2 separate regions of the Homo sapiens genome follow, and region 2 is linked to region 1. The links are chromatin contacts, found by Hi-C or POLR2A ChIA-PET in ENCODE. All regions are on one chromosome and are shown on one strand. The core of a region is the stretch at or near the end of the contact, and the rest is flanking DNA. Distances in the headings are between cores, read along the strand shown. Region 1 overlaps SEMA7A (semaphorin 7A (JohnMiltonHagen blood group)). Region 2 overlaps SCAMP2 (secretory carrier membrane protein 2).

Region 1 (3,439 bases), core at 514-3,013:
ACACCCATGAGTGCAGACTCACTCACACAACAGTACATACATCGCACTGGCTGTCCCCCCACCCCACACCCAGCAACAGCCCAGCCTCTTGAGCCTGCAGCCCCTGCTCCTGCCACACCAGGGAGGCCCTCAGCAGGGCCCAAGGCCTCCTGTCCCTACTGGACACTGAACCAATGCCAGCCCCGGCCCCAGGACAAGGGCCACTCACCAGGGGTTGGAGAAAACACCATAGACCCTGGTGTCCCTCCACTGGCCGCTGGGGTCAGGGAGCAGGAAGACGTCTTGCAGCCTGTTGAAGTTCTTGTTGGTGGCAGCATCACTGCATACCAGCATGGCTTTCAGAAAAGTGTTCCACTTGGAGACTGACAGTGAACTTTCCCCACCCTGGTCCCCCTGGAAGGGTAGAGGGGAGAAGAGGCCCCTCAGCACCTGCCCGGGCTTCCCCACACACCCCAGGAAACCACTGCCAGCAATATCAACACCTGGGCCCAGAGGAGGAAGGCAGGCTGTGAGGGGCCAGGACCTGCCGGGGGTGCCCCAGGACTCAGGGCAGGTCTCCAGATGAGACTCCAGCAAGCAGGCCTGGCTGATCCAGAGCCCAGGGCCAGCAGTGCCCAGGGTCAGGGCAGGTGAGAGTGCCAGGTCCCCACAGAGCAGACGGACTCAGACACACATTTACTGACTCACACACCCACACACGTGGCACAGCACATTCACACAGGCAAAACACACACACACACACACACACACCCCATCATACACACGCTCACACGCCATCATACGTGCACAGGAGCTCAGCCACCTTTACCCACACACAGACACATGATGCTCCATGCACACACAGCTGCTCCCACAGTCCCTGACACAGACCCACTCATACATCCACACAACTTCTACATGCACACGGACACACAGAACTCACCCTCACTCAGGCCTATTCATGCACAGACACGTAGCCAGCAGCCCTCACGCCCCTGCTCACCCTGCACAACTGGGCCACACGGGACACATTGAGAGGAGCCTCAGGATTCTTGTCAGGATTGTCCTCTCGGAAGAAGTAGTAGATCTTGTCATCGTAAGCCTGGTCTTGGTGCACGATGGTGGCTTTGATGAACTGTGGGTCTGCCAGGGACAGAGGCGAGTGGGCGTAAGGCTGGGAAGCTTGCCCGGGAGACCATCCCAACCCTGCACACTCTCCTCCCTCCTTCGGGTCTGCACAAACCATGGCAAATCAGATCTGGAATAGGACTCAGAACATCAGGTCCAACTCCCCGAGGGGCCCTAGACCCTGCACCTCCACCCCACACCTGTTTTGCCCTCTTCCTACAAAGATGTCATCGGCCCAGGAGCAATGACTTCATGCCTGGGGACTGGGGGAAGGTCCCTGGGGGCCCCTATGTCACTTCTGCTCAATTGGCAGAGCCCTGATGAGGAGGGAGTTGGGGGCTGCCTCCACGTGAACTCAGCAGAGGATAAACTTTGGCTCCTGGGGACCCTGCACTGGGTCTGGGGCTCCCTCTGTTTGTGTTCCTGAAGAGGGCTGGGCCCATCCCACTGCTATACCTTGTCTGTTCCTCTGCTCCCAGCCAACCCTAACTTCTCAGGCCTATACCAAGGTCCTGCTTTCCTGCATGGCCCCAGCGGCCCTCAGGGAGCCCTCCCAGAAACATCAGGATCCCATCTGCCACCTTAAGTGCTCACACCCCCTTGCCCACCCTCAGCCCAGCCGGAGCCTGACTCACTCTGCATGACAGTATCACTGGTGTACAGCTCACTCTCGCCCCGGATGCGGCGGAACCGAGGGATCTTCCCATTGTATTCCTGCTTCCGGATGGTGGAATACACCTCGTCCCCTGGGGTCAGTGGGAGGGAGAAATGAGTAAGGGCAGGCAGCTCCTGGAAGTCCCTCCTCCGGACACTGGACAAAGAGCTGACCACTCCTCTCCCAGCCCAGTTCAGAAGCATCCCCCTGGGGCGCCTGCTCCAGCACTGCCCTACCTTCAAACAGAACCAGGGAGTTCTCGTCCGGGCTGAAGGGGGCGTAGCCTCTCATCTCGCCAAGTGGCACCACAGTGCCATTCACCTGTGGGAGATCCAGAGGGTTGGATGGCCACATAATCCCACAGCCACTGCCTCCCATGACGGCCAGTTTCTCGGCCAGGAGCCCCATCCTCCCAGGGCAAGGCCAGCATTGGAGTCTCGCCATCTCCTTCCCACCATGAGGGGCAGAAGCCCACGCAGTAGAAGGTGAGCTGATCAGGCACATGGGGAGCAGCCTTCTCACCAGGTTCCAGCAGCTGGGGTGCCGGGCGTTGGTGCCACAGGCCAGCAGCCCCTCACTCCGCCTCTCCAGGAGAGTGATGTAGTTCTCGCAGTCCTGCCCGGGGAAGAGAGAAGGGAGGAGAGAAATTGGTTGCTGGAAGGCCCTGGCAAGCCTAGCACTAGGACCCCCAGGATCAGGGAAGAAGGTGTCAGAAGGGCTTAGCATAGGTGACAGCCTCCCGGGACAGCCCAGAGTGTGTGCAGCTGACGCCATCCCCTAAGCACAGAGGACCACGTCTCCCCATCAGTCTGGGACTCGTGGGGCAGGGCCATGCTTCCTTCCTTAGACCCTCAGGGTCTCCTCTCCCTTTACCAAGTGGCTCAGACCCCTCCATACCCCCTCCCCCACTCACCCGCTTATCCAGACAGGACCCCTTTGTGGAGCCGATATTCACCTGGGGGAAGGGGAGAAGCATTAGTTCAATCTGCCAGGGGTGAGGTACCCCTGAAATGCTTTCCACACAGCCTCAGGATAAGCCCCAAAGGAAGCAACCATTATTCTCATCTGACAGATGAGCAACTGGGGCTCTGAGAGGGTGAGTGATCTACCTGAGGTCAAACAGGGTCTCATATCCAGAGCTGAGGCCCAGAGGGTTCAGAAGACCAGGCATGGGCTCTGGGGCCCAGCTTCCAGCCTGGGCTTTCCGCAGCAGCGCTGCCCAGCTGGCCAGGCCCATTAGCTCCTGTTTTTCTCCACACCGCCCCAGCTCCCCACTCCAATCTGGACTACCTTTAGGGAGCCTCCCCCAGGAGCCATTTATAGGATACGGAGGTGGGGGCAGTTTAGGAAGAGAAGCCAGCTCCCTCGGATTCCCTGAGGACCCTTGGCAGGGCCAGAGGGGAGATAAGAGGGTAGGGGGGGTGTTGGGGGAAGAGAGAGGCTCACCGTGCGCACAGATGCGTTCTTGCCCTCGGGGAAGTCAAAGAGGTAGACCTTGCCACGTCCTCCCACCCACACAGAGGAGCTGCCTGGCTCGTGGAAAAGCACCGTGTGCGGCTCAGTCTGGCCAAAGTCCACCCGGTCCTGCCCTACATGGCCTGAGGAGGAGACAATTAGTAGAAACATTGAAGCCAGGTCCCGAGAGAGAAGACTCTGGGTCCCCTCCACATGGCACAC
Region 2 (3,439 bases), core at 404-2,903, 450 kb after region 1:
TAAATTATGGGCCAGGCCCGGTAGCTCATGCCTATAATCCCAACACTTTGGGAGGCCGAGGCAGGCGGATCATTTGAGGTCAGGAGTTTGAGACCAGCCTGGCCAACAAGGTGAGAACCCGTCTCTACCAAAAAAAAAAAAAATACAAAAGTTAGCCAGGCGTGGTGGCATGCGCCTGTATTCCCAGCTACTTTGGAGGCTGAGGCAGGAGAATCGCTTGAACCTGGGAGGTAGAGGTTGCAGTGAGTCGAGATCACATCACTGCACTCCAGCCTGGGTGACAGAGTGAGACTCTGTCTCCAAAAAAAAAAAAAAAAAAAAAAAAAATTCCTGGCCAGGTGCAATGGCTCACACCTATAATTCTAGCACTTTGGGAGGCCAAGGTGGGCAGATCACTTGAGATCAGGAGTTCAAGACCACCCTGGCCAACATGGTGAAACCTCTCACTACTAAAAATGCAAAAATTAGCAGGGCACGGTGGTGCATGCCTCTAATTCCAGGTACTTGGGAGGCTGAGGCAGGAAAACTGCTTGAACCCAGGAGGCAGAGGCTGCAGTGAGCCGAGATCACACCACTGCACTCCAGTCTGGGGGACAGAGTGAGACTCCATCTCAATAAATAAATAAATAATTAACAATGGTTGCAAATGACTGGTAGAAATATGGAAGACTTATTTTCTGTTTTCCAAATTTTCTATAATATGGTCATGTTATTTTGATTTTAAAAACACATATACATAATCCCAGCTACTTGGGAGGCTGAGGCAGGAGAACCGTTTGAACCAGGGAGGTAAAGGTTGCAGTGAGCTGAGATCGTGCCACTGCACTCCAGCCTGGGTGACAGGGCGAGACTCCATCTCAAAAAAAAAAAAAAAAACAAAAAACAAACCATACACACACACACACACACACACACACACACACACACACACACACATATTTTTAAAAAGAGAAAGAAAAAAAAATAGGCTGGACACATGGCTCATGACTGTAATCCCAGCACTCTAAGAGGCTGAGGTGAGAGAATCGCTTGAGCCCAGGAGTTAAGACCAGCCTGGGCATCATGATGAAACCCCGTCTCTACAGAGAATACGAAAATTAGGCCGGGTGCAGTGGCTCATACCTGTAATCCCAGCATTTTGGGAGGCTGAGGTGGACGGATCACCTGAGGTTGGGAGTTTGAGACCAGCCTGGCCAGCATGATGAAACCCAGTCTCTACTAAAAATACAAAAATTAGCCGGGTGTGGTGGCAGGCGCCTGTAACCCCAGCTACTTGGGAAGCTGAGGCAAGAGAATCACTTGAACCTGGGAGGCGGGGAGATTGCAGTGAGTCGAGATCACTCCATTGCACTCCAGCCTGGGCAACAGAGTGAGACTCCGTCTCAAAAAAAAAAAAAAATCAGCCAGGTCTCGTCGTGGGTACCTGTGGTCCCAGCTACACTGGAGGCTGAGGCAGGAGAACTGCCTGAGCCCAGGAGGTCGAGGCTGCAGTGAGCCATGATTGCGCTACTGCACCCTGGCCTGGGTGACAGAGACAGACCCCATCTCCAAAAAAAAAAAAAACAGTAAGTGAGCAAGGTACACTCAGGCCTCGCTTCCTGCCACCGGCTGCAATGTGTGGAACCCTTCAGAAAAGCAAGTCTGAGTCACCTGGCCGGGCATTCAAGGCCTTCCAGGACCTGGCACCAATCCTCTAAAGGAATCTACCCTCAAAATGGGACACTTACTATCTCCTCGCACCTCTGTGTAGTCTCTCCATACACAAACCATTCCATGCCAAGCACTGGGCTAGGGAAACCAAGAAAGAACCTTGATTCCTGCCTTTGAGAAGCAAATAGTACAGAGAATCACACAGAAGCCAGGGCAAGAGGTGATGGCACATGATCAGCACTGTAACAGGGTGAGGGCAGACACAGGGTGAGACACAGTGTGATCATAGAGGAGAGAGTAATTAAGCTGTCTGGGAGAGTCAGGGAAGGCTCTACTGAGCTGGAATCTGAGTTGGATCTTGAGAGATGAAAGAAACCTAGCAAACAGTAAAGAGGAAGGCAAGAACCACACTTGCAAAGCCACAGGATCTTTATTTATTTATTTATTTTATATATGTATATATTTTTGAGACGGAGTCTCACTCTGTCGTCCAGGCTGGAGTGCAGTGGCGTGATCTCAGTTCACTGCAACATCCGCTTCCCAGGTTCAAGTGATTCTCCTGCCTCAGCCTCCTGAGTAGCTAGGATTACAGGTGTGTGCCACCATGCCCAGCTAATTTTTTGTATTTTTAGTAGGGACAGGGTTTCACCGTGTTAGCCAGGATGGTCTTGATCTCCTGACCTTGTGATCCGTCCGCCTTGGCCTCCCAAAGTGCTGGGATTACAGGCTTGAGCCACCGCACCTGGCCGAGAATCTTTAAAAAGAGCTTGCATGTGTTCAGAAGAGAGAAGGTTATGGAGGCTGTGGAGGGGTGTGTGGAGAGAAGAGTCTGGAGTATCAGGGAACCAGTCTGAAGAGGGTGGGGCCAGATTGTGGGACTTTGGATGTTGCTCTACAGGCAACGGGGAACAACTAGAGATTTGCAGTCAGGGGTGACATGATCATTCTATCAGCAGTGAAGGGAGTGCAACAGCATGGTAGGACAACAGCGGGAAGACTGGCTAGGACACAACTGTCAACATGGGTGAAGTGAGGACCAAATTGAGGGACAGCAGCTGGGGATGGAGAAGAGGAACAAGAGGGACTTCAGAGACCTTCCTCACATCAATCCCACAGGCTCAGCAACTCTCTGGGTTGGCCTGGGAATGGAAAGACTACAGGGCAGGAAAGGGAAGGGAAAGAATAGAGTTGAGGCCAGGCACAGTGGCTCACGCCTGTAATCCCAGCACTTTGGGAGGGTGAGGCAGGTGGATCACTAGAGGTCAGAAGTTTGAGACCAGTCTGGCCAACATGGTGAAACCCCATCTCTACTAAAAATACAAAAATTAGCCGGGCGTGGTGGCACATTCCTGCAATCCCAGCTACTCAGGAGGCTAAGGCAGAAGAATTGCTTGAACCCAGGAGAGGTGGAGGCTGCAGTGAGCTGAGATCACACCACTGCACTCCACCCTGACTCTATCTCAAAAAAAAAAAAAAAAAAAAAAAAGGCCAGGCACAGTTGCTCACGCCTGTAATCCCAGCACTTTGGGAGGCCAAGGCAGGTGGATCACCTGAGGTCAGGAGTTTGAGACTAGCCTGGCCAACATAGTGAAACCCCATCTCTACTGAAAATACAAAAATTAGCCGGGCGTGGTGGCATGCGCCTGTAGTCCCAGCTACTTGGGAGGCTGAGGCAGGAGAATCGCTTAAACCCAGGGGGCAGAGGTTGCAGTGAGCCAAGATAGCACCACTGCACTCCAGCCTGGGCAACAGAGCAAGACTTTGTCTCAAAAAAAAAAAAAAGAAAAGA

Evidence for each region. Hi-C counts contacts between places; a loop is a spot of excess contacts on that map. ChIA-PET counts read pairs that join two places held with the same protein, here RNA polymerase II (POLR2A). Pooled maps may share reads with other maps.
Region 2: POLR2A ChIA-PET joins it to region 1 with 12 read pairs in PC-9. The contact joins two enhancer-like sites. A Hi-C loop is called at or near these places in 17 of 37 single-sample maps with no recorded cell type and 7 of 50 pooled maps. POLR2A ChIA-PET finds 5 or more read pairs at or near these places in 1 of 52 experiments (PC-9).

The regions. Positions count from the first base shown.
Region 1 is chr15:74,415,593-74,419,031 of GRCh38, forward strand. SEMA7A (semaphorin 7A (JohnMiltonHagen blood group)) reads right to left here. Exons shown (of 14, transcript NM_003612.5): 2 at 3,209-3,360; 3 at 2,676-2,717; 4 at 2,285-2,377; 5 at 1,999-2,083; 6 at 1,743-1,853; 7 at 983-1,122; 8 at 209-393. Among named protein-coding and RNA genes, the nearest start is that of MIR6881, 5.9 kb to the left of the region's middle. Within about 2 kb of position 1,764, at least 2 of the 41 ENCODE cell types and tissues checked have a DNase peak (open chromatin) inside an H3K27ac peak, as active enhancers do.
Region 2 is chr15:74,861,963-74,865,401 of GRCh38, forward strand. All of the region lies in intron 1 of SCAMP2 (secretory carrier membrane protein 2), which reads right to left. Among named protein-coding and RNA genes, the nearest start is that of SCAMP2, 9.7 kb to the right of the region's middle. Within about 2 kb of position 1,654, at least 3 of the 41 ENCODE cell types and tissues checked have a DNase peak (open chromatin) inside an H3K27ac peak, as active enhancers do.